Regions from separate parts of the Mus musculus genome. Here all the other regions are linked to region 1. The links are chromatin loops, found by intact Hi-C in ENCODE. Cell type or tissue: gastrocnemius. All regions are shown on one strand. Region 1 has its middle 65 kb from the start of B3galnt2. Region 2 overlaps Tbce (tubulin-specific chaperone E). Region 3 overlaps Arid4b (AT rich interactive domain 4B (RBP1-like)). Region 4 overlaps Hecw1 (HECT, C2 and WW domain containing E3 ubiquitin protein ligase 1). Region 5 overlaps Tbce (tubulin-specific chaperone E). Region 6 overlaps Arid4b (AT rich interactive domain 4B (RBP1-like)).

Evidence for each region. Hi-C counts contacts between places; a loop is a spot of excess contacts. Peaks named below come from ENCODE experiments on the same cell type or tissue, not always from the same donor. Only the 100,000 strongest peaks of a DNase experiment are listed, where the experiment ranks them.
Region 2: it touches region 1 in a loop (3-fold over the local background); 3 of 42 quality-filtered maps call a loop at or near these places.
Region 3: a loop joins it to region 1, with 19 times the contacts of the local background. A loop is called at or near these places in 15 of 42 quality-filtered maps.
Region 4: a loop joins it to region 1, with 9 times the contacts of the local background. A loop is called at or near these places in 3 of 42 quality-filtered maps.
Region 5: it touches region 1 in a loop (4-fold over the local background); 2 of 42 quality-filtered maps call a loop at or near these places.
Region 6: it touches region 1 in a loop (8-fold over the local background); 14 of 42 quality-filtered maps call a loop at or near these places.

Annotation. Positions count from the first base shown.
Region 1 is chr13:13,887,450-13,891,449 of GRCm38, reverse strand. It overlaps the pseudogene Gm7446. Among named protein-coding and RNA genes, the nearest start is that of B3galnt2, 65 kb to the left of the region's middle. In gastrocnemius, no CTCF peak of the experiment used is centred here; a DNase peak (open chromatin) is centred at 1,791; H3K4me3 peaks cover 417 bases; H3K27ac peaks cover 249 bases.
Region 2 is chr13:14,001,777-14,005,776 of GRCm38, reverse strand. It overlaps Tbce (tubulin-specific chaperone E), which reads left to right. Exons shown (of 17, transcript NM_178337.3): 12 at 494-634; 13 at 2,081-2,234. Among named protein-coding and RNA genes, the nearest start is that of Tbce, 36 kb to the left of the region's middle. In gastrocnemius, CTCF peaks have their summits at 983 (motif pointing left) and 1,511 (motif pointing left); a DNase peak (open chromatin) is centred at 923.
Region 3 is chr13:14,175,993-14,179,992 of GRCm38, reverse strand. The region is part of intron 17 of Arid4b (AT rich interactive domain 4B (RBP1-like)); the gene reads right to left. Among named protein-coding and RNA genes, the nearest start is that of Gm26129, 91 kb to the right of the region's middle. In gastrocnemius, a CTCF peak has its summit at 1,756 (motif pointing right); no DNase peak of the experiment used is centred here.
Region 4 is chr13:14,304,668-14,308,667 of GRCm38, reverse strand. It overlaps Hecw1 (HECT, C2 and WW domain containing E3 ubiquitin protein ligase 1), which reads left to right. Exons shown (of 29, transcript NM_001081348.3): 12 at 1,735-1,885; 13 at 2,550-2,692. Among named protein-coding and RNA genes, the nearest start is that of Gm30893, 220 kb to the left of the region's middle. In gastrocnemius, a CTCF peak has its summit at 1,846 (motif pointing right); no DNase peak of the experiment used is centred here.
Region 5 is chr13:14,033,539-14,037,538 of GRCm38, reverse strand. The region is part of intron 1 of Tbce (tubulin-specific chaperone E); the gene reads left to right. Among named protein-coding and RNA genes, the nearest start is that of Tbce, 4.1 kb to the left of the region's middle. In gastrocnemius, a CTCF peak has its summit at 1,961 (motif pointing right); no DNase peak of the experiment used is centred here; H3K27ac peaks cover 1,980 bases.
Region 6 is chr13:14,170,449-14,174,448 of GRCm38, reverse strand. All of the region lies in intron 17 of Arid4b (AT rich interactive domain 4B (RBP1-like)), which reads right to left. Among named protein-coding and RNA genes, the nearest start is that of Gm26129, 85 kb to the right of the region's middle. In gastrocnemius, no CTCF peak of the experiment used is centred here; no DNase peak of the experiment used is centred here.

The DNA of each region.
Region 1 (4,000 bases):
TTAAGAGCAGTCAGGAGGAAGTTAGATCATACTCAGATCCACCTCTGAAGTTTATGTCTGTGCAAAGGCCTGGGCCTTATGACAGGCCTGGCACAGCCCGGAGGTACATTGGCATTGTGAAACAGGCAGGTCTGGATAGGATGAGGTCTGGTGCCTATAGTTCAGGCTATGGGGGCTATGAAGAATACAGTGGCCTCAGTGATGGCTATGGCTTCACCACTGACCTGTTTGGGAGAGACCTCAGCTATTGTCTCTCAGGAATGTATGACCACAGATATGGAGACAGCGAGTTCACAGTGCAGAGCACCACCGGCCACTGCGTCCACATGAGAGGGCTGCCCTACAAAGCAACGGAGAACGACATTTACAACTTCTTCTCTCCACTCAACCCTGTGAGAGTTCATATTGAGATTGGTCCTGATGGAAGAGTGACGGGAGAAGCTGATGTTGAGTTTGCTACTCATGAAGAAGCAGTGGCAGCTATGTCCAAGGACAAGACCAACATGTAACACAGATACGTAGGACTCCTCCTGAACAACAGGGGCCAGCAGTGGGGCTTATAGCAGCCTGGTGATGCAGGGCATGGGTGTGTCAGCTGCCCAGGCAACTTACAGTGGCCTGGAGAGCCAGTCAGTGAGTGGCTGTTACAGGGCCGGCTACAGCGGTCAGAACAGCATGGGTGGATATGATTAGTACTGTAGGAACATTTGAGTTATTTCAATCAGAAAATTTCACAGGCAGCCAATAAGCAGTCAAGAGCAGTTTATAACTCTAGAGGAAGCTGGGGGACCCACTTTGCACCATGAGTTTGTGAAATCTGGATTAAAAAATTACCTCTTCAGTGTTTCTCATGCAAACTTTTCTTCTAGCATGTAATATTGAGTAAACTAAAACTATTTTCTTCCGCTTTTCTCAATTAACATTTTTGGTAGTATACTTAAGAGTGATGTTATCTGAGTTAAGTAGTTTAAGTATGTTGAGTGGATCTTTAAGCACACCACAGTGAACACACTGGGGATATGTACTTTTCTGGAGAACCCAAAGGTGCTAGATCCCTGATGCAAAAGAGAAGCATTTCTCATGTTCATTCTAGTTTATATTTTCATTTAAAATCTTTAGGTTAAGTTTAAGCTTTTTAAAAGTTAGTTTTGAGAATTGAGAAACAATACTAATACTGTAGGAATTGGTGAGGCCTTGACTTAAAGCTTTCTTTGTACTGTGATTTCCTTTTGGGTGTATTTTGCTAAGTGAAACTTGTTAAATTTTTTGTTAACTAAATTTTTTTCTTAAAATAAAGACTTTTTCACAATGAAAAAAAAAACAAACAAACTACTTTTGAAATTCCAACTATTATTTGAAAAATTGCTTATCTTTGATAACTTGATAAATTTAGAGGTATAGTGATGTTTTTATATGAGTTTAAAAATTATTTCATGAATCATTGTAAGGAACTCATGGACCCAGGCAGCAATGATGCTCGCAGCTCCCTGGCTTCCTAGCCACCAGCAGGGCAGCACTTGCTGCCCACTGCCCCAGACCACGCTGCGGTCCCAGGTAACCATGGGAACCAACCTTAGCGTGTGTGTGTGTGTGTGTGTGTGTGTGTGTGTGTGTGTGTGTGTGTGTGTGTGTCTATGTATACAAATAAGCTGCTAGAACCTATTCCCCAAGTTCAAGGATTTCCTTTCCGCCTGTCACTAACCCCAATTCACGACAGTTTTGTGACAGTTGGCATAAGTCGGCAGCCGGAAACCAGCTGGAGTTTAGCAGCCACTTAGCACCATCTAGTGGCTGTAATTTAAATTGCAGGCCATTTACTGGGGAGTAGAATTCAGATATGCTAGCAGGTGTTTAGCAGCTGCTTAGCACCACCTAGCGGCCACGATTTAAATTACGGGCCATTTACCAGGTGTTAGAATTCAGCTATGCTCCTAATCTGAGACGCTCTGGTCTTGAAGTTGAAATGACCCCTCGAAGCCAACTCTGATCCGAAAGGTGAAGAGGAAGAGCGGGTAGAGGACAGAGTAGACAGAGAAGCCAGGGGGGAGTCTAACCCTTACTCAGGAGGCACTGGCCTTCCTTAAAGTCAAACATCTATGATGCTTCGAAGCAACTCTGATCCGAAAGGTGATGAAGAAGAGTGGGTTATAGACGCAGATAAGTACCAAGCCTAATGAGAGAGTGGCTGGCAAAAAGACTAGTGAGACAGGCTGATAAATTATTTAATTATTTTAAAACCCACCAAGAAGTAATATCACCTGGTACTTTAAAAAGAAAATATGGGGAGGCGGCCTCAGCCTCAGCAGCAGCGGTCACCATCCTGGTTACGGGACTCCGTGGAACTTAGGAAATTAGTCTGAACAGGTGAGAGGGTGCGCCAGAGAACCGGACAGCTTCTGGGACAGGCGGAAGCACAGAGCCACAGAGCCGCTGAGGCATCACCCTTGGCGGGCCACCTTCCGGACCAGAGGACAGGTGTCCGCCTGGCTTGGGAGGCGGCCTCAGCCTCAGGAGCAGCAGTCGCCATCTTGGTTCCGGACCTCCCTGGACCTTAGGAATTTAGTCTGCACAGGTGAGAGTCTGCACCACGGAAGCTGACAGCTTCTGGGAACTGCCAAAGCAACACAGCTTCTGAGAAAGGCCCTGTTTTGGGCCTTCTTCTTCGGCCAGGAGGAGGTCCAAAAACAAGATATCTGCGCACCTTCCCTGTAAGAGAGCTTGCCAGCAGAGAGTGCTCTGAGCACTGAAACTCAGAGGAGAGAATCTGTCTCCCAGGTCTGCTGATAGACGGTAACAGAATCACCAGAAGAACAATCTCTAAACAGAGTCAACTATAACTACTAACTCCAGAGATTACCAGATGGCGAAAGGTAAACGTAGGAATCTTACTAACAGGAACCAAGACCACTCACCATCATCAGAACCCAGCACTCCCACTTCGTCCAGTCCAGGACACCCCAACATACCCGAAAACCTAGACCTAGATTTAAAAGCATATCTCATGATGATGGTAGAGGACATCAAGAAGGACTTTAATAATAATCACTTAAAGAAATACAGGAGAACACTGCTAAAGAGTTACAAGTCCTTAAAGAAAAACAGAAAAACACAATCAAACAGGTAGAAGTCCTTACAGAAAAATAGGAAAAAACATACAAACAGGTGATGGAAATGAACAAAACCATACTAGACCTAAAAAGGGAAGTAGACACAATAAAGAAAACTCAAAGTGAGGCAACACTGGAGATAGAAACCCTAGGAAAGAAATCTGGAACCATAGATTTGAGCATCAGCAACAGAATACAAGAGATGGAAGAGAGAATCTCAGGTGCAGAAGAGTCCATAGAGAACATCGGCACAACAATCAAAGAAAATGGAAAATGCAAAAAGATCCTAACTCAAAATATCCAGGAAATCCAGGACACAATGAGAAGACCAAACCTACGGATAATAGGAGTGGATGAGAATGAAGATTTTCAACTCAAAGGACCAGCAAACATCTTCAACAAAATTATTGAAGAAAACTTCCCAAATCTAAAGAAAGAGATGCCTATGAACATACAAAAAGCCTACAGAACTCCAAATAGACTGGACCAGAAAAGAAATTCCTCCCGACACATAATAATCAGAACAACAAATGCACTAAATAAAGATAGAATACTAAAATCAGTAAGGGAAAAAGGTCAAGTAACATATAAAGGCAAGCCTATCAGAATTACACCAGATTTTTCACCAGAGACTATGAAAGCCAGAAGAGCCTGGGCAGATGTTATACAGACACTAAGAGAACACAAATTCCAGGCTACTATACCCAGCCAAACTCTCAATTACCATAGATGGAGAAACCAAAGTATTCCACGACAAAACCAAATTCACACATTATCTCTCCACGAATCCAGCCCTTCAAAGGATAATAACAGAAAAAAAACAATACAAGAACGGGAACAACGCCCTAGAAAAAACAGGAAGGTAATCCCTCAACAAACCTAAAAGAAGACAG
Region 2 (4,000 bases), 110 kb before region 1:
CTCAGCAAGCAGGGCACAATATGCTTGTCTCCACTTGCACACAAAGGCTCCTTCTGCCAAAAAGGTTAAACTAGGGGCCTGGAGAGATGGCACTGAGTGGTTAAGAATACTGGCTACTGTTGCAGCCAACTGGGGTTCAATTCCCTGCCAACACCCTCTTCTGGACTCCTTGCTAACTGCATATGACAAAAAATGTCCAAACATATTAAATAAAAACAAATCTTAAAAAACATTAAACCAAAAGCAAAGTGCTTCCTCAGAGGAAAACTTTTCAAAAGTAAACCAGGTTAGGGTTAAAGTTATCTTACTTATACAGATGTGGACTGTCAGTGAGTTCATATGGTATGCTGGGTAGTAAAAGTCCTTCCAGGTAGGGTTGGTATATGATGTATCTTACACCTCAGATGAGAGCTAGGCAACTGTACTTTTATTTTTGCTAGGCCAAGTCAAATGAAATGTGGACCTGATGGGTTTCTTTCCTTTGTTGCTTCAGTGGTCATTTATCAACGAGCTGGATAAACTGCAGAGCCTGCAGGCCCTGTCCTGCACTAGAAACCCTTTGAGCAAAGCGGACAAAGCAGAGGAGATCATTATCGCCAAGATTGCTCAGCTGAGGACCCTGAACAGGTGCCAGGTGAGCAGTGGCCCTACCTGCCCTTTGCTTTAGTGCTGGAGCGGAAGGCTTATTGCTACCTCTACTGGCCTCAACTTCTGGACTCAGTAATCTTTCTGATTCAGCCACCAGAGTAGCTAGGACTACAGGAGTGCCGTGGCACTAGGTAAAAGAAAAATTTTTTAAGACTAGAAAACAAATTATAAGAAATGTAAAAGAAAGGGCTAGAGAGATGGTTCAGTGGTTAAGAGCACTGACTGCTTTTCCAGAGGTCCTGAGTTCAATTCCTGGCAACCACTTGGTGGCTCACAGCCATCTGTAATGGGATCCAATGCCCTCTTCTGGTGCCCTCTTCTGGTGTGTCTGAAAACAGCTACAGTGTACTCACATACATTAGATAGATAGATAGATAGATAGGAAGGTAGGTAGGTAGGTAAAAGCAGGTTACATTTGGATAGTATAAAGTGGCGAACAGGAGCATTTCGCTTGTCGATATTCTTTGCCAGCTCCTTGGAAGGTAGAGGTCGGCACCCAATCAGTCTTCTTTGCTGCCTGAGCGATGGTCATTTAAGGAGCAGTGGGGAAGTGTGAGGCACTTTATCCCATGTCCTTGGAAAGAAGGCAGAAAGATCCAAGGCCCAGAGCATGTCTTTTCTGTCCTTGTTTCCTCCAAAAGTGAGGCTTGGATATCTTAGGCACAACCTGAACTTTCCTAGAGGAAGCCAGCTATTGTAGCTCACACCAAGAGAGGTGACCCTAGGCACCTAGTGCAGATATTATCGTGAAAATTTCAAAATGGGGGGTGGAAAGAGCATTTGTTGTTGCAGTGGATCCACATAGTGACCCATAGTGTTTCTAACTCCAGTTCCAAGAGATCGAATGCCCTCTTCTGGCTTCCTCAGATACTACAGGCATGTTAGCGAAAACGTAAATGCACCAAAATAATAAAATAACAATAAGTCTTGTTTGTGGGGAGAGAGGGGGTCATGCATACTAGTGGGCATATAAAGACCAGAAGACAACTTGGCAGGAGTTGTTCTCCTTCCATGCAGATCTGAGGAACTAAACAATGGTCTAGGCTTCAGGGCAAGTGTTTTAACTGCTGAGCCATCTTGCTGGCCCTGGTTATTAGTTTTTTAGAAGACTGTGCAAGCACATGGGGATGTAATGTTAGTAAGTCTTCAGTGTTATATAATGGCCATTTTCAATTTTGTTTTGAGACTAGAGTCCCTGATCAGGGCTGGCCTTGAATGCCTTACAGTTCTGCATCAGCTCTTTAAGGTCCTGGGTTTCTTTGGTCCTCAGTTCTAAAAGGGGAGGCGGGGGAGGGGGGAAGTAGGTAGAAAGTGTAATAACCACTCCTCCCCTTTTTGTTGTTTGTGCACGGGCACCGAAGGACTGGGTAAAATCAGAGTACCTCACTAGAAGATGCTGTAAAAGACATATTTCTATTTCACATCAATGCAGATTCTTCCAGAGGAAAGGCGTGGAGCTGAGCTAGATTATCGAAAAGCCTTTGGAAATGAATGGAGAAAGGCTGGTGGACACCCAGATCCAGACAAAAACAGGCCAAATGCAGCGTTTCTCTCAGCCCATCCTAGATACCAGCTTCTCTGCTGCAGTACGTCCAGGTAGCCTGTGCGGACTCCAGCTGGATGTCCACAGGGCTGACGTGGCAGTGCAGAAGACTCTGCTTTGTCTTCTGTTTTGGGGGCTCTTTGTTCCCCTGTTGAAAGGGCTCTGGGCACTTTCCTGGGGCTATATCAACTAGTTGAAAACATCAATATGAACTGACCAGTACCCCCAGAGCTCCTTGCAACTAAACCACCAATCAAAGAAAACACATGATGGAACTTTTGGCTCTAGCTATATATGTAGCAGAGGATGGCCTAGTCGGTCATCAATGGGAGGAGAGACGCCTGGTCCTGTGAAGGTTCTATGCTCCAGTATAGGGGAATGCCAGGGCCAGGAAGCAGGAGTGGGTGGGTTGGGGAGCAAGGGGGAGGGGGGAGGGAATAGGGGGTTTTCAGAGGGGAAACTAGGAAAGGAGATAACATTTGAAATATAAAGAAAATATCTAAAAATAAATAAATATATATGTGAAAAAAAAGGAGAAAACATACTAAATTGGCAGTGTCAACATGTGTTCCCTGGAGACCTACGCTTTGCAGGGAGGAGGGGGATTGGCTCTTTAAAAGTTGGCAGTACTCCAAGGTCATCACAAGCACTGGTATTTTCTAAAGCTCTCAGTGTTGCAAGCTCATAAATAAGCTATCATTCTTCCCAAGTCCCCATCCTAAGGTCATATGCTGTATTGTCTGGCATTCAGCATTTCACAAGGGTTAAATCAGCACTCTAATTGGGCCCCAGGCTTTAAAGCAAAGGATTGGCGTTATGTACCAATGTATTTTCTATTTTGTTGTGACATCATTTTTATCATTCCATGGTTCACATTTGAGCCATTTTTCTTTTCATATATTTCCTAATACCAGCAGCTCACTGCATTAATGTTTCAGCTGGAATATTATTTGAGGAAGACAAACTGCCTACGCGAATTGCTTTCAAATTACTCAATTAACTGGTTCAGTTTCCTGGCTGATCTAGGTAAATTCTGAGTTGCTTGAGGGTGAAGAGAAGGCTCTAAGCAGCCTGTAGGTATATGAAGTTTAGCTTCTTACTGCCAAGTGTGTGCAGAGAAACAAACAGCAGTTGGCCAAGTACAGTGGGGAAGGACAGTAGTTCCTCCTCTTCTGTACTTTCAGTTACCTTTAGTCTACCTCAGCCCATACATTGAATGGAGAATCCCAGAAACCAAAAATTCATTGTTTTAATTGCATAGCATTCTAAGCAGTGTGGTCCAGTTCTATCTCACGCAGCACAAGACTGCCTCTGTCCAGCATTCCATGCTTTGTGTGCTGTCTGCCCTGAGTTAGTCAGTGAGTCAACAGGAAGACCACCAAGGTGTCACAGCGCTTGTGTCAAGGACTTTACTTGAAAATAAATACCCCATCGCAGATGAAGACAGTGCCATGATCTGTTTGGTTTGGTTTTTCGAGATAGGGTTTCTCTGTATCCCTGACCTCCAACTCCAAGATCCACTTGCCTCTGCCTCCTGAGTACTGGGGTTAAAGGCATACGCCACCACCACTACCTGGCCAGTGCCATTCATGATTCTTAAACTCCAAAAAGCAGCTGTGAAATAGACTTACTGCAGCTTCAAAGTACAGAAAGCTGTTCTGAAAGAGCAGGTTCACATAATTTCCATCACAGCACTTTGGGGTGGTGGTTCTCCTATACTGTCTAATTAATGATCACAGGTACTTGTTAAAGACATAGCTAATGCTATTCAGGTTCATATATCCACTGCCCTAGGATGGGTCCCCACAG
Region 3 (4,000 bases), 290 kb before region 1:
TTTAATTATACAAGTCATCATTTGATTAAACATGTTTTCACGTTATGACAAACAGAAGTCCTACAAGCATCTAAAGCAACCCTCAGGCGAGTGTTTCACAGGCCAGTATGAAACTGCTGACTCAGCTCCACATTGTAGCACACCAAGACTCCTCCTGGCTAAACCTGATGGTGGCCATAAAAGAGATAATGAGTTATAGGATGCATTCTGGACACATATCAGTGTCTCTATAAGTGTCCCACTGATTGAACCATTCACAACATCAGCAGTCTAACACATTAGTAAATGAAAACTAAACCCACATGCCATATATGTGTTTTAAGGCTCAAATGTATAATACCTGAGAAAGCTGCAAACCAAGTATTGCTTTTCCTTTGGTACTTAGCCTGATACAGTAGTATACACTTAGCATTACAGTACATTTTTGCCTATCACAGCAGCATCAAAACACTGCATTATGCTTAAGAAAGCCATTTAGGGACAAAGGATCCCTGAGTGGTAGAGTACCAGCTCCCCAGTCTAACATTTCCTAGAGATATCACAGTTTTATAAGAATGAATAGGATTCTAGATGTACCTAGAGTTTCAGATACCTGAGAGGAGGAGAATCATTTGAGCCTAGGAATTCAAGGCCACCCTGGGCAACACAGCAAAATCCTGTCACAAGGGGCCAGAAAGATGGCTCAGCAAGTAAAAATACTTGCCATGCAGACTGAAAACTTTGAGTTCCACCTCTAGAACCCAGTAAATGTGGAATGAGAGAAATAGCTCCAAATTGTTGTCCTTTAACTTTTACATGCACACTGTGGCATGCACATCCCGCAAACATACTCCTCGCGAATAATAAATAAATTTAAAAGTAGAACCAAACTCAAGCCAGCAATGATGTCAAAGCCCTCCATGCGTATGTGAAAGAGGTTAAGCAGCAGTAACATCCTTATCAGACGGCAATGGGAAGACCAACTAAGTGAAAGGTACTCAGACCTACAACAAAAGCTGCAGTGCACTCTGCTTAGGCTACATGAAATTAAGACTTATAGATACTATTACTAATATATGCTAAAAAGAGACAAAAATACACTCATTTTAAAGATAATGGAAGTGGATATTTGGTGCAGACAGAAAACAGGAAATTGAGTTCCAGTTCAAATATCTTTTCTTTGTTTTGCTTCATTCTGTGTAGCCCTGGTTGTCTGGGAACCTGCTCTGAATATCAGTTTTGCACTGAGACACTGTTTCAATGTAGTGTGGACTAGCCAGAATTTGCTATGTAGCCGAGACTGACCTTGATTCCTGACCTTCCTGCTTTTCACTCTGGTGTAGAGATTATTGAGAATTCAAATATCTTCTAACACTACAAAAAGCCCAATGTTTTTAAAAAGAAGTGGCAAAAATGAGAAAAATTTCAACTAAGAAATAGAAAAGCAGGAGCTGGTGAGATGGCTCAGCGGTTAAGAGTCCCAATTGGTCCTGAGTTCAAATCCCACCAACCACATGGTGGCTCACAACCACCTGTAACAAAATCTGATGTCCTCTTCTGGAGTGTCTGAAGACAGCTACAGTGTACTTACATATAAATAAATAAATAAATAAATAAATAAATATTAAAAAAAAGAAATAGAAAAGCAAAATATTTTTAATTTTTTTCCCACTGAGATACCTTATTAGATAGAACATTTATTCATCCCTCAAAATACAACTTTAAAGGATACTAGAATTGCTGGATATTGTGATGCATGTCTTTAATCTCAACACAAGGGGGAGGCAAAGGTGGGTAGATCTCTGTTGAGTTTAAGGTCACTCTGGTCTACAAATTGAGTTTCAGGCAAGCTAAGCGCTACATAGTGAAACCCTGTATCAAAAACAAAAAATACCTGAATGTTGGAGCTGAACACATTAAAGAACACCTATAATCTATCACCTAGGAGGCCAAAACAGGAAAATAAAGAGCTCTGAGCTAGTATGGATACAGAGAGAGACTCTGTCTCAGAAAACACCAACATTAACAAATAAGAATAAAAGAATATACTGCAAGTGTATAACAGCCTTATCCTCTTGACTATCATGATTCTCCCTGTACAGGAGGGCTCCCCCGAGTTATTTATTGTTTTAAGAATCAATAGGAGGGAACTGGAAGATAGCTCAGCAAATAAGAGGTACATAGACAGAGTCCAAGGGCATCTGCATTCACATACATACACACAGACACATGAAAAGAGTGAAGAAAAAAATAGGCTAAAAAAAAAAAAAAAATCACATAGGATACCAACCATTCAAAATAATTAGGAAATGGGAGCAACCTAATTATCCATTAACAGGTGAATGGATGATGAAAATGTGACATACATTTTTTATATATATATATATATATATATATATATATATATATGTGTGTGTGTGTGTGTGTGTGTGTGTAATGAAATTTTATCAAGCTATAAATAAAAATAAAATCATTACACATGCTGGAAAATGGATAACCAGAAATCATTATGGTAAATGAAATAAGAGCGGTTCAGAAAAACAAAACAAAACAAAAAACAACTTCGTGGTTTCTCAAATATGCAGACTCTAGACTTTAAGTTTTAGATAGATGTATGTAGAGTTGTGAGTGTAGATCATGAAACTGGAATGGTAATCATGAGCATATATCTTAATGGGGAGCAACATGAGAAAGAGAAGGAAGAGACAGGATAAGGGGGAGAATGGAAGAGTAATACCAGTAAGAACAAAGTATGGGTGAAAATGTCATAGTGACTTTAGAAGAGAATCACAATACAAGGAATCAAGGATATGCATTCGAATATGGATCTCCACTGAGCAGAGAACACTAGGATTACAACAGCAACTCTATGTAACAGTTGTTCAGATGAACCCTGTCAAATTACTGTATTCCTGTTCATCAGTCAGCATGCTTCATGATGTTGAGGTTCAAGCACAGTCTTATGGCTATATGAAAGCAGAGAGACTGACTGGATGGCTCACACACCCATCTGCCTTTACCTTTACTAAAAAGTACCAAGGAACAACAATGGCCTCTTCATTGCAAGAAAAGACAGGACAGAAGCGAAGAGGACTTTTGTTGTCTTGTGTTTTTCCTATTCAAGAACATATTTAAAAAGTTAAAACAAATAGTAAACAAATTAGGCCTGATTGTTTTAATTAAGCAGTATAGTTCAGGGGTTAAACACTTTGTCAGTATAAGCAAGGCTCTAGAATTGAGCCTTAGTACTACCAAAAAAGGAAGAAAAAGAAGGACTGGTTAGCCTCAGCTTTCCAATTCCATTATTAGTAATTATATAATAATTTTGTACATAGAACCTTGATAAGCATCTGATATACATCTAAACTGCTAGGCAAATACAAATGCCTAATCTGAGAAGACACATACTAAAAGTACTTAATATAAAAGATTCACATGTCTTGTGGCCTGAAAAAAATGGTCAAAATTATATAGAAAAGCGTATTTATTCAATACATATCAATGCATTCAGCATAAAGTTACAATGTAGCACTTATCTGCAAGGAGCATACAATTTAACCTAGAAGACAATGCAAAATAGTAATTGCACGGTAATGATACGAACCTTTTGAAAGAAGACGTCATGTCGGATGTGACCTTTTTAATATGTTGACAATACTGACACATTGCAAAAGGAAACCATTCAGAGACAGCTGACTACTTGCTCTCACCAGAGAAAACTACAAGCTCTGAAAAGCTTTCTGACTTTTGTTTGGCTGTGTTGGCAAATCATTTGGTGATAATAAAGCAGCAGACCGTTGGTCTATAAAATGGTTATTATGCCCACTTCGACAGATCTTCTGAAACCCAGCTTTCAAAAAAATACTTTATGCACATAGTAATATATACCCAGCCATACCTTTAGCTAAAAAAAAAAAAAAAAAAAAAAAAAGCACACAGAAACAGGTGTTTTAAAAATACTGTCAGAACAGCTGGACATGGTGGTCCACGCCTTTAATTCCAGCATTTAGGAGGCATAGAT
Region 4 (4,000 bases), 420 kb before region 1:
TAAGATCATCATTAAATTGGTTATTTTTCTAATAGTTGATATCTGAATTATCTAATAACCTACTTTAGGGAAGTCTTCTTAGAATATACTTCTGCAGTTCAACTACATTTTTCCTTCCATCTCTCATATACATTAAATTTTAGATTTTCTGGTATTTGGACTTTCATTGGTCATTGACAACTTTCTAGATTAGACATTTGACACTATGTTTTCAAACAGATATGTCATATACATACAAAAGCATAAGGACACCAAATTTATCTTCCCTTTAAAACTTGAGAGTCACTATATCATTACCTAACTCATGAGTTTTCAAGATAACATCTAAACCAGTCCCAAAATTGTCTTCTCTCACTTAAGCCAAATGGTTTTCTTCCTTTTGAAATTAAGTTTAGTATATCTTTAGCATTTTCAGCACAAGAGCATATTGGTGTTATTTCTACCACATTTCTATCTGTAGAGCACAGACGTTTTGTTCATTCCTGTGTAGCATTGCTCTTATATGCCTAGCTCAGATAAACATAAATCACACTTAACTCTCAGTGTCAAGGGTTTCTTCATGGATTTCAACTCACTTCAACTTACATGGACATCCCCTAGTCATCTATACCTCCGCCTTGAGTCCCTATGCTCTATGTGATGGCTACTTAGCAACAATGTTATATATCTACCATACATATATATACATACATATTCATATATGTATGTAACTACAACTAATGATAAAAGGCCAAAATTTTTAAAAAGACCAAGATGAGGTATATGGGAGAGTTTGAGAGAAGAAAGGAATGGGGGGAAATATGTAATTATAATCTCAAAATTAAAAAAAAATAATTTAAAAGATTTTATCTTTTTATCTTTTACACATTTTAAAATATAGTTTTAATTAAAATATAATTTCATCACTTTCTCCCTTCCTCTCCTCCCTCCAGCTTGGTGTTTGTTGAATTGTTTGATTATTGTGGCTTCACATTTTATTACATGGCTATTTTGAAACTGTAGTTATCAATTCTTCCATCCACCCTCTTAAAAGGAAATGCAATTGCTTGAGCCTGCTCAGTTTTGAAAGAAGCTTTTGGGGCTGGAGAGATGATTCAGTGGGTTAAGAGCACTGTCTGTTCTTCCAAAAGACTGGAGTTCAATTCCCAGCACCCACATGGCAACCCACAACTGTCTGCAACTCCAGTTCCAAGGGATCTGACACCCACACACCAATGCACATAAAAGAAAAATAAATCATTAGCAAGATACTTTTCAAAGTTGCAGGTGCACTGCTTCAGAACTAAGTTAAAAGGGGTTTGAACACAAGAGCTGTTGTGACTGCCCCTAGCCACATTCTATTAGCCTGAATGAAGAGCTGATTCACAACACTAACACTTACTGCAGGGTTTGCTCAATTTTCTGCACCCATTTCTTGAATAACCAGCAATATTTTTAAAGCAGTAAGCAACTTTCCTTTAGACACTAATAAATTTAAGCATGCATCCTACTCAAGGAACCACAATTATCATGGCAAAGTAGAGAGTCTGAATGTATTAGCTCCTTTCTAGAAAGCTAATTCCCACTCTTGTCCAGCAGTCATGGTAAGTGCTAGAGGGCAAGGGCAAGAGGGATGGGAGGGCCTTCATAATGAGTCACTAGTGAGTGCTATCTTCAGAAGACCTGGAAGCAGAATTTGTACACATAGGTCAGTAGTCCCTTCTTGACTTTTCTTGTCCTATTATTAAACATTAGACTGGGAGGCTCGAATTGACAGCCATGGACGGGTCTTTTATGTGGACCATATAAATCGCACAACCACCTGGCAGCGACCATCGATGGCCCCTACCCCCGATGGAATGATCAGATCCGGGTCTGTCCACCAGATGGAGCAGCTTAACAGAAGGTTGGTGATTGGTTCAGAATGAGATCCTATAAGCCTGGTAAGGATGGAAAGACATCCCTCTTCTGTTTTCCAGTTCATTATAAGGAAACTGAACAAAATTAATTACGTTAAGCAAGCTGTTCCCAGTATTTTGAAGGCTGGGTTTGGAAGTTAGTGACAGAGAGCACATTAAGCTTGAATGGCATTTAAAGATAGGGTTCTTCAAACTGTCTTACTGGTACAAGCCAGAAATCAGAAATTCTTTAATTTTGGCCCCATCTCCCAAGACATTTACCAAGGATGTGAGGATCTCCATGTGAGAATTTTTGGAAGACTAGTTCATGTCCATCATGAGATGTTTCCAAAGATACCTAACTCAAAATAGTTAACATTCCAAGGATAGTTTCCATAAAAGTTTTAAAGAAAAAATTGCCACATAGGTCACAGTAGACTTAGTCCTCGTCTCATCTCCACTGTACACCCATCATCATGGAGGGTGTGCTCCTCTCTCCTCTCTGTGCACTTAGTTATCTTATAGTTGTCTTATTAATTGTTCTGGAAGTCTTCTTGGAATTGTAGACACTTCTGATTCCAACACAGTGTTTTACAATTTTTTTCCAACTGCTTTATTCAAAGCATTACCAAACACAAATTGGTTATGGTCTTTCCAATTTCTAATGTACAGGTATCAAAACATCCAGAGGACCATGGCAACAGAGAGAGCTGAAGAAGATTCTGGCAATCAAAACTCTGAGCAAATACCAGACGGAGGAGGAGGAGGTGGTGGTGGGAGTGACTCGGAAGCAGAATCATCCCAATCAAGCTTAGGTATCAGAGCACTAGAGGTGGCATTTTATGTGACAGAAGTGTGCAAGTCCCTACCCTGCCTCATGGGATAGCCACATGTCTCACAGATAAGAGAACAGCAAAATATGGGAGAACAAGTTGAAGGAATCAGAGGCCTGAGTTAAGGGGATAGCGAAGCCTCCCAGCAGGAATCTCAGAAGACACAGACTCCTGTGTGGTTAAGCAATGTTTATCTGTTGGTGTTTTAAGGATTTGTCACTTATAAATAAAACATGGCAAATGGTCACAATCCATTTCAAGTGAGTCTTGGGCATTTCAGATAAAATTCAGTTTAACCAAAGACACAAAGAGGTTTCTGGTGAGTTTCTTGTTCACAAAGCCCAAGAGCATATTATTTTTACCATGTGTCAAGCCTTATTTTCCTGAGATCTTAATTCTTTAAATCTAATCAAATTAAGATGCCAATAATGATGTTTTAGAAGCATGAAGTTGGCTTCTACTTTCTGTACCCCTAACAACATATTCAAGTACCACAGTGAAATCCCAGTAACCCACTTCCATTTGAATTGGGTTGGTAACACATTTGCCAAAAAAGGCCCAGTTTCAGTCTAGGCAAGCAAATATTTAAATTCTTATTCTATCAGGTCTCAGCGATTTTTGGCAACATAGATATCATACATCCTTATTTAATTTATTTTACACATGTACACAATGCATTTTAACCATTTAAATTTCCTGCCCTGCTCTCTCTCTCTCTTGTGTGTATGTCTCTCTCTCTATGTCTCTGTCTATGTCTCTTTCTGTCTTTCTCTAGAACATTTCTTTACAATAGGCTCCCATCCTATTTCCATATAATCTGTATGTGTGGTCCACTGAGTTTCTTGGCTAGTGGTAGGTGGAAGGATGCTTCCTAGAGCAAGAACAAGTTATCAGTGGATCCATAAGTAAAGAAAATGATGTGAAACCCCCTTTCCCCAGTGGGATCCTCCCTGACCCATGATGACCTATGGATGGGCCCAATCTTTAGTAAGTCTTGTGTAGACAATGACAGCTGCAGTAAATTTAAATATATAGTGGCCATGCTATAATTTGAAGACATCTTTCAATTGGCCATCCCACTACTTACTGGCTCCTTTCTTCTTAAATGCATACACACATTTTAATCAGTAATTTTAATTGTGTCCATTCTGCTTTTTCTATCACATGTACTAACAACCCTGGTTAGGTGTTGTTGTTGTTGTTGTTGTTGTTGTTGTTGTTGTTGTTACTAATTTCTTTGTTCAGTCTTCTGAAAGACATATGGTACAACAATCGAGTAAATAGAAAGAG
Region 5 (4,000 bases), 150 kb before region 1:
GGAGAGGCGTGTCTCACACCCGGATTGGTTATGCACTAAGCCTCATTTGCATGTTCCTCATCTGATTGGCTCCTCTCTCTCAGTACCTTACAGAACCTCATTATCATACCTCATTTGCATGTCTCACATCTAATTGGTTATACTCTCAGTACCTTACAGAACCTCATTATCATGCCCGGGCCAGGCAGTGTCTTTGCAAAAAACTTTACTGCATATGTACACGTTGGTTGTTTGTCCAATCTTATGCGTGGTGGCCAGCAGTAGTCAGTGCCACTCAGCAACGGCACATGTGGCTTCCCACAGGTCTTCAATTCTATTCCTTTGCTCTTCCTGCCTGTCTCAGTACTAATACTATGCACTTTTTACCACTATTGCTCTGTAGTACAGCGTGAGGCCATGGATGGTGATTCCCCCAGAAGTTCTTTTATTGTTATTTCAATATCCTGGATTTTTGGTTATTCCAAATGAATTTGCAAATTGTTCTTTCTAACTCTATAAAGAATTGATTTGGAATTTCGATGGGGATTGCATTGAATCTATAGATTGCTTTCTGCAAGATAGCCATTTTTACTATATCAATCCTGCCAATCCACGCACATAGGAGATCTTTCCATCTTCTGAGATCTTCAGTTATACAGACCTTTCACTTGTTTGTTTAGCGTCACACCAAGGTATTCTATATTATTTGTGACTATTGTGAAGGGTGTTGTTTCCCTATTTTTTTTTCCTCATCCTGTTTATCCTTCGAGTAGAGGAAGTTTAGGAGTTCTCTGGTGGAATTTTGGGGGTCACTTATATATAGTCTCATATCATCTGCAAGTAGTGATATTTTGACTTCTTCATTTCCAAATTGTGTCCCTTTGACCTCCTTTTGTGGATTAATTGCTCTGGCTAGGACTTTGAATACTATATTGAGTAGGTAGGGAGAGAGTGGGCAGCCTTGTCTCGTCCCTGGTTTTAGTGGGATTGCTTCAAGTTTCTCTCCATTTAGTTTGATGCTGGCTACTGGTTTGCTGTAGATTGCTGTTACTATGTTTAGGTATTTGGTCCTGGAGAGCTGTGCCACAGGGCTAACTTCCCGGTGCAGATGGAGACCAGAAGGATCTTGTTTTGTGGTTCCTGAGCTCTCGGATCTCCTGGCAGTTCCCTCTTTGGCAGTTATTGCAGCAAAAGTGTTCGCCTCGTCTGTGAACTAAGGAGTAACAGCTCTCCTGGGAGACCAGATCTCTCCGGGCAGGATTTCAGAATTCTTTTTTCTTTTTGAGAGAGGGTCTCATTCTGTAATCCAAGGCGGTTTGGGAAATAATCTGAGGCTGGCCTCAAACTATCATCAACACTTTTGCTTTGCTTTAGCCTCTCAGTGTACTAGCCAGCAAGTCTGGCAATCAATAAATTTACGAATTTTTAAAACAAGGATTCACTGTTAGAAGCAGAACTCACATTTAGAGCAGGATGACCTTGAACCCGTGGCAATCCTCCAGCCTCAGAGTGCTGAGACTACATTTGTGATTCACCACGCCTTCAGAATAACAGGTTTTTTGTTTTTTTTTTTTTTGGTTTTTGGTTTTTGGTTTTTTTCCAGACAGGGTTTCTCTGTGTATCCCTGCCTGTCCTGGAAATCACTCTGTAGACCAGGCTGGCCTTGAACTCAGAAATCCGCCTGCCTCTGCCTCCCGAGTGCTGGGATTAAAGGCGTGCGCCACCACCGCCCGACCCAGAATAACATTTTTTACAGAGTTTACTACCATTTGGGGATTGGTCTGTGAGCTGTAGTTGAATCCAAGATTAGGGTGTGATTTAGTCATCCCCAAAGAAACAGGCTTGTTGAGACAACAGGGTCTATAAATGCTAATAAGAAGACTGCTCTCTTGTCTGGTGTGAAAGTTAGCCAGGTCCACTATCCATTGAGGTTTTCTACTATCTTTTTATGTCATTACTTTTTAAATTTATTTATTATATGTAAGTACACTGTAGCTGTCTTCAGACACTCCAGAAGAGGGCGCCAGATATTGTTACGGATGGTTGTGAGCCACCATGTGGTTGCTGGGATTTGAACTCAGGATCTCTGGAAGAGCAGTCAGTGCTCTTAACCGCTGAGCCATCTCTCCAGCCCCATATGTCATTACTTTTAAATTTTCTTTTTTAAGATTAATTTTTATTTTATCTGTATGGGTATTTTATATATAAGGTATGTATGTGCACCACATGTATGCAGTGCACCAGGAGGCCAGAACAGGGCATTGGATCTCCTGAGACTGGAGTTACAAATAGTCTTGGGCTGCCATGTGAATGCAGGGTTTTGAACCTGGGTTCACTGGAGGAGTAGCTAGTTGTCTTAACCACTGAGCCATCTCTCCAGCCCTAGTTTTAATTTTTCTATGTACTCATGTTACGGGTGATGTTGTAAACACTACCTGGAACTTTTGTTTGTTTTGGTTTGGTTTTAGAGGTATCTTTATATAGTCCTGGCTGTTTGGAAGCTTAGTGTGTAGACCAAGTTGGTTTGGAACTTCCCCTCTCTGCCTCTAGAGTTCTGGGCTTAAAGATGTGGGCCACCACAGCCCAATGCAGACAATTTTATAAATCATAGTTTTTATTAGGGTCTATAAAAATATTCAGAGGTTTAAGGTACTGATCCAGATCTGCCCTGATTTAGAGAAAGTTCTTCCACAGTGGCCTTGAGACCACTGGAGTCCGTCATGCCAGACCATTTCCTCCTTGTTTATTTCCTGCTGCAGGGTTTCTGAATTGCTACCCCTACCTCATCCACCTCATTTGTAATCAGATTCATTTTCAGTGCATCATTGAGGAGGAGTGTGGTGTTCTGTGTTGTTCCATGAAGGGGACTTTTTCTTTGTTCATAATTGGGTCACAGTGTAAAAGAATCAGATTCGCTAGAAGTTGGCTTCTTTTAATATTGAAGGCAATACCTACTCCACCTTTGGTTACCAGTGTCATCAGTCTCCCCAGAATGGCTTTTGACTTGCTTTTGTTAAAGGAGACCACAGAAAGCAAATTGATGCGAAACTAGTACACTTCCTATTACTCCCCTAAAGAGAATTAGTCGTTTTCTCCTTTCTTCCTCCTCTTCTTTTTCTTTTTCCCTTTCCTTTCCTTTCCTTTCCTTTCCTTTCCTTTCCTTTCCTTTCCTTTCCTTTCCTTTCCTTTCCTTTTCTTGTCCTGGGGCCTCCCTTATACTAGGTTACTGCTCTACCACTAAACTCTACCCCCAGCCATGGTAGGGTCTTGTCTGTGCTGATCTTTAATATTTGATTTTCCTACCTCAGCCCCAGAGTAGTTGCAATTATAAGCCTGTGGGTCTGGCAGGACTTTGCCATGTGACTTACTGGCCTATTGTATTTATCTCAGTTGTCTACTGAGACACTTGTTCAGCCCAAACCTTCAGAGTCATTATGACTCAGCATTTTTGTGTATTCATAACAGCTAATTCTCTGACAGTCAAAATATGTCCAAATCATCAAGCCATTTCTCAACAACACTCACCTGTTTAAAAAAAATAGCAGTGTCTCTCATAAGATTACTGTCCCTAACTACTAGTCACAGTTTCTTCTTGTCAGTTAGCATCACAGAATCTACAGGAATCGTTTTAAGAAAGTAAGATAATCTCATTCCTTTGCGGTTTTACTCTGCAGAGTCCTAACTGACCTGGCCCTGCATCATCCTTGATCTGCCAATTGCTGATCTCTCTCTCTCTCTCTACATAAATATATATATATATGTGTGTGTGTATATATATATTTATTTTATTTATTTATTTATTTTTTAGAGACAGGGTTTCTCTGTGTAGGCCTGACTGTCCTGGAACTCACTCTATAGACCACCAGGCTGGCCTCGAACTCAGAAATCCACCTGCCTCTGCCTCCCAAGTGCTTAAAGGCGTGTTCCACCACTGTTTGGCTGATTGCTGACTTTTTAATTGCACCATTATCTACCCTCAAACACATTGTAACTTCTAAGATAATAAGATTTTCAGTTTCTT
Region 6 (4,000 bases), 280 kb before region 1:
TTCCTCAGCACACTAATTCCACTAAATGGAATACACTCAGGTACAACAAAACAAGGGTAGACTAGTCTAAAAAAAGAACTAGAAAACTAAGCTGAAAAGGAACAGTTCAGTAATTTTAAAAGAACAAGAGAAAAAAGAAAGTCCTAAGAAATGAGGATTCCCAATGGAACTGAATCTCTCAGTTGCTAACAAAGACTAGCTCAGTGTTCTAAAGAGAAGTTATACTCCTGAGCCCTGAGAACGCCATTATATGAATCATATTATTATGATTAGTTAGGAAAACAGCAACATAAAGTAACAAACTACAGTAGTTAGCAGAAGACAAAACAAAAAATTAAAGAGAAAATTTCCAAATACAAATAAGAAATAAAGCACAAGATAATTAAGGGTAGAAAAGTAAGAGAAAAAACAAAAAACAAAAAAAGCAAACAGATGCAGCTGCGGCAGCCAGATACAAGCGGAGTGTCATAGGAGTGACCAGCTGGATGTAACATTACTGGTTAAGACAGGATGCCAAACCCAGTAGCCCTGATAGATAACTATACTAAAAATATGGGACGAGGGGCTATCTGAGTGGGCTTACCCATAAATGAGAAAACAGGACAACATCTAGACAGGAGCATGATATTAACTTATGACTAGAGGTGACAAATACACAGCCTGATTGTAGGTGAAAGCAAGAAATTAGTATAAATCAGTAAAATATTTTTTCTTGTTTCAATTTTCCAATCAGATGTAAAATTCAAGTTACCAGCTGAAAGTGAGGACAGGAAAGCAGGGGAGTGGTAATTAAAAAACAGAATGTAAAATAGTCTGCTAAAAAAATAAGAAAGTGAACAGAAAAAAGGAATTTAAAAAAAAAAAGGAATTAAAAAAAAAGGGAATAAGGGCTCACTTAAGGTTCATGTACTATATATCACAAGTCAGTGATGCTACAGAGATGGCTTAGTGGTTAAAATTGCATACTACTCCCTCCAGAGAATCCAAGCTCAGTTCCTGACACACATGTTGGGCAACTCACAGCCCTCTGTAACTCCAAGTTATAGACCACCCACAGGAATATAATTCTTAAAATTTTACAAAGCCATATTTTCAAAAGCACTGTAATTTTAATTTTAAGCCATTAATTTTATTTGTATTTATTTTTCTAGACTGCATGTTATTTTTGGAAGGATTAAAAATCATTCGTACATTGATTTAACCCACTCCAAGCCTCCTATGCATGGTGATTCTCTATCAGTTAGCAGTAACTTACAATCACTGTATCAGAAAAACTCACTACTGCTATTATATCATTTGTGGTTTGGGTTCAAGAGCTCCAAATTTACTTGAAGTAAATTTAAATAAAAAACTTTTCATTCTTCCTTGTTGTGGCAAAGAACACTCTCCAATGCTTATATAATTTTTGTTAACATGTTTTATACTATAAACTGGGATATGAACAATACTTAAATTTATGCATCTGAGGAGAAAGAAAAATACAGAAATCAACAATAACACTTTTAAAAACTAAAATATTCTTATTTCCTTTTTCTTACAGAAAATCGGATAAAATAGACATAAATAGCTTCATACACAAAGTGCTAAAGCCTGCTTATTGTGAACAGCGTGAATGCCAATAAAGCCATTCTCATGAACCTCTATGCATAAAGCTTCATGTCTAACGTTTCCTTACATGTTAGTGTACACAATAACACTGGAGACCCCTAAAGTCACAGAAAATAAACTGATGGTGATTTGTTGTAGTCCTCTGTATCAGTTTCAGACATGATGAAACATCAACAACAACAATAGTTTTTGCTGGTTTATCACTAAGGCACTCTTTGGTAATTACTGCTGAGAACAGTAGGAACATTGTCATGCTCACTAAGATTAACTGTTAAATGTGCTGAAGTACCGTCCTGTCCTCTATGCTGCAGAAGTATGCAGATCCACCCCAGAGGTCTTCATCCAGATTGTTAGATTCTTCTTTTAAAAGTTCTTAGCACAGAACTGCTTGAGGTCAGAACAGACGGCATCTGTCTTAATAACGTCAGTATGACTTGCTGGATCAGGTCTCACTTCCCTTCCTGGGTCATTACAAATCTGAATGCCTCAACTTAAAATCTTCCTTTCTTTCTGTCAATTTCAAAACTGAAATACTGAATATTCTTTCTACCTTCTGCAACCCAAACACTAACAAAACTCTGCTTTTCTTTATAGTCAATCTCTTCTTAAAAATCAGAAAATATGGTTTTATAAAAAGTTGCACTTAAAGTGTGAAATAATTTCCTCCATATTTTCTATGCTTTTGCTTAGGAAGCCAATTAGTAAAGATAATTGAGCCTGAATGTTGTGAAATCTGGACAATGCCTAAATCCTATTCATCAGTCATGAAATTTCAAGCACTTAATATAAGCAAGAGGAAAAATTGCTTCTGTGTGGAAACCAGCAAAGTAACTCGGAAAGAGAATGGAAAGGACAGCTGAGAGACAGCAAGCCTCTCTGCCCCTGTAGGGGGCTCAGCCTTCAGGCTCCATAATGTATATTTAAGTTTGCATGCACCTGAGGGAAGAACAAGACCACCTTAACACCTTTATTTAGTAAGATGAAAACTGCCTAACACTGAATAAAATATTCCCACATAAAAATCTGAGGTTTCTACTATCAGCCAACCTGTCAATGAGAGAACTTCCATACAATAAAGACAGAAGAGCCAACAACTGTGAGGACAGACAACATTCTGGGTACCATGCACCATCTGGCAAGGTCTATGCTTCAGAACAACCACACTTCACAGCACTGGTAAGGAGAAATTCTGAAACCTATATCTTTACTACCTTAGTGACCAGTTCAGTCGCTGAGCTCCTTCCTGACTTAAGTTGACATATTCTTCCCAGTGTTTTAAAAGTCATACATATACTTTAATATATCAAAGTATAAATTATTATAATTTATAAATTATAATTATAATTTATTATACTTTCCTCAAATTAGAAAGGCAATCAGATCAGGTCACACTTGCAGAACTGACTGCTGTTACAACAGAACAAGAGGTATGCTATTAAGATACGAGAATTTGAAACGTTTTCTTAGAACTTCCCCCAAACATTAAGCACTGTGTTTGTGTAGAGGTGACAACAGGGACCAAACTGAAGGACTCATAGTACTCAGTGGGTACCTGACCATAAGACACATCTCTTCTCCAAGAATAAATTTAACTATAAAGCCTGACAACTATATTTTTCCTAAAAAAACCACAAGGACTCCCTTGATAAAACCACCAGTAGAAACAACTGAGCCTAATTTCTCAAACTCCAACCGGATTTCATACATATAATTTCATATGTAACAATAAACATTCCAAAGTTAATGAAGTTACTACTAAAAGACAACTAAATGGTCTGCCTTAAAAATTGACTTCTCAATTTTGGATAAAACTGAAATAGTCGCTTCAGATTAAACTCCCCAAAATTATGCAAGATAAAAAAAAAATCTTTTTTTTTGTTTTTTTGTTTTTTGTTTTTTGTTTTTGTTTTTCCAGACAGGGTTTCTCTGTGTAGCCCTGGCTGTCCTGGAACTCACTCTGTAGACCAGGCTGGCCTCGAACTCAGAAATCCACCTGCATGTACCTCCCGAATGCAAGATAAAAATCTTAAGTCACTGACCACACCTCTATCTAGACCTCTGCTTTGTCTTTCACTGCCTGGATTCAGGCGCAGTGGATAGGTGCACTCTCTCTTAGCACACTTGCTGTTTCCAACTATGGTTTCAAAGATACAAGTAAGGCCCTGAGACTTCCAAAAAGGTAATAATGTAGCTGCTGATAATAAGGTCTTTTAAAAAAAAAATCAGTGATGCTTCGTAAAAAATTCCAACTCTGAAATCCTTGCCTACTGAAGGATGGTGTGACGGCTTAGGAAGACCACTAAGAAGAGTGTGGCGACTTAAGTGGAGAAAGCAGGCACCCTGGTAATGTCAAGAAGTAAAACCCATTATCAGTGTGAGGTTTTCTATTATT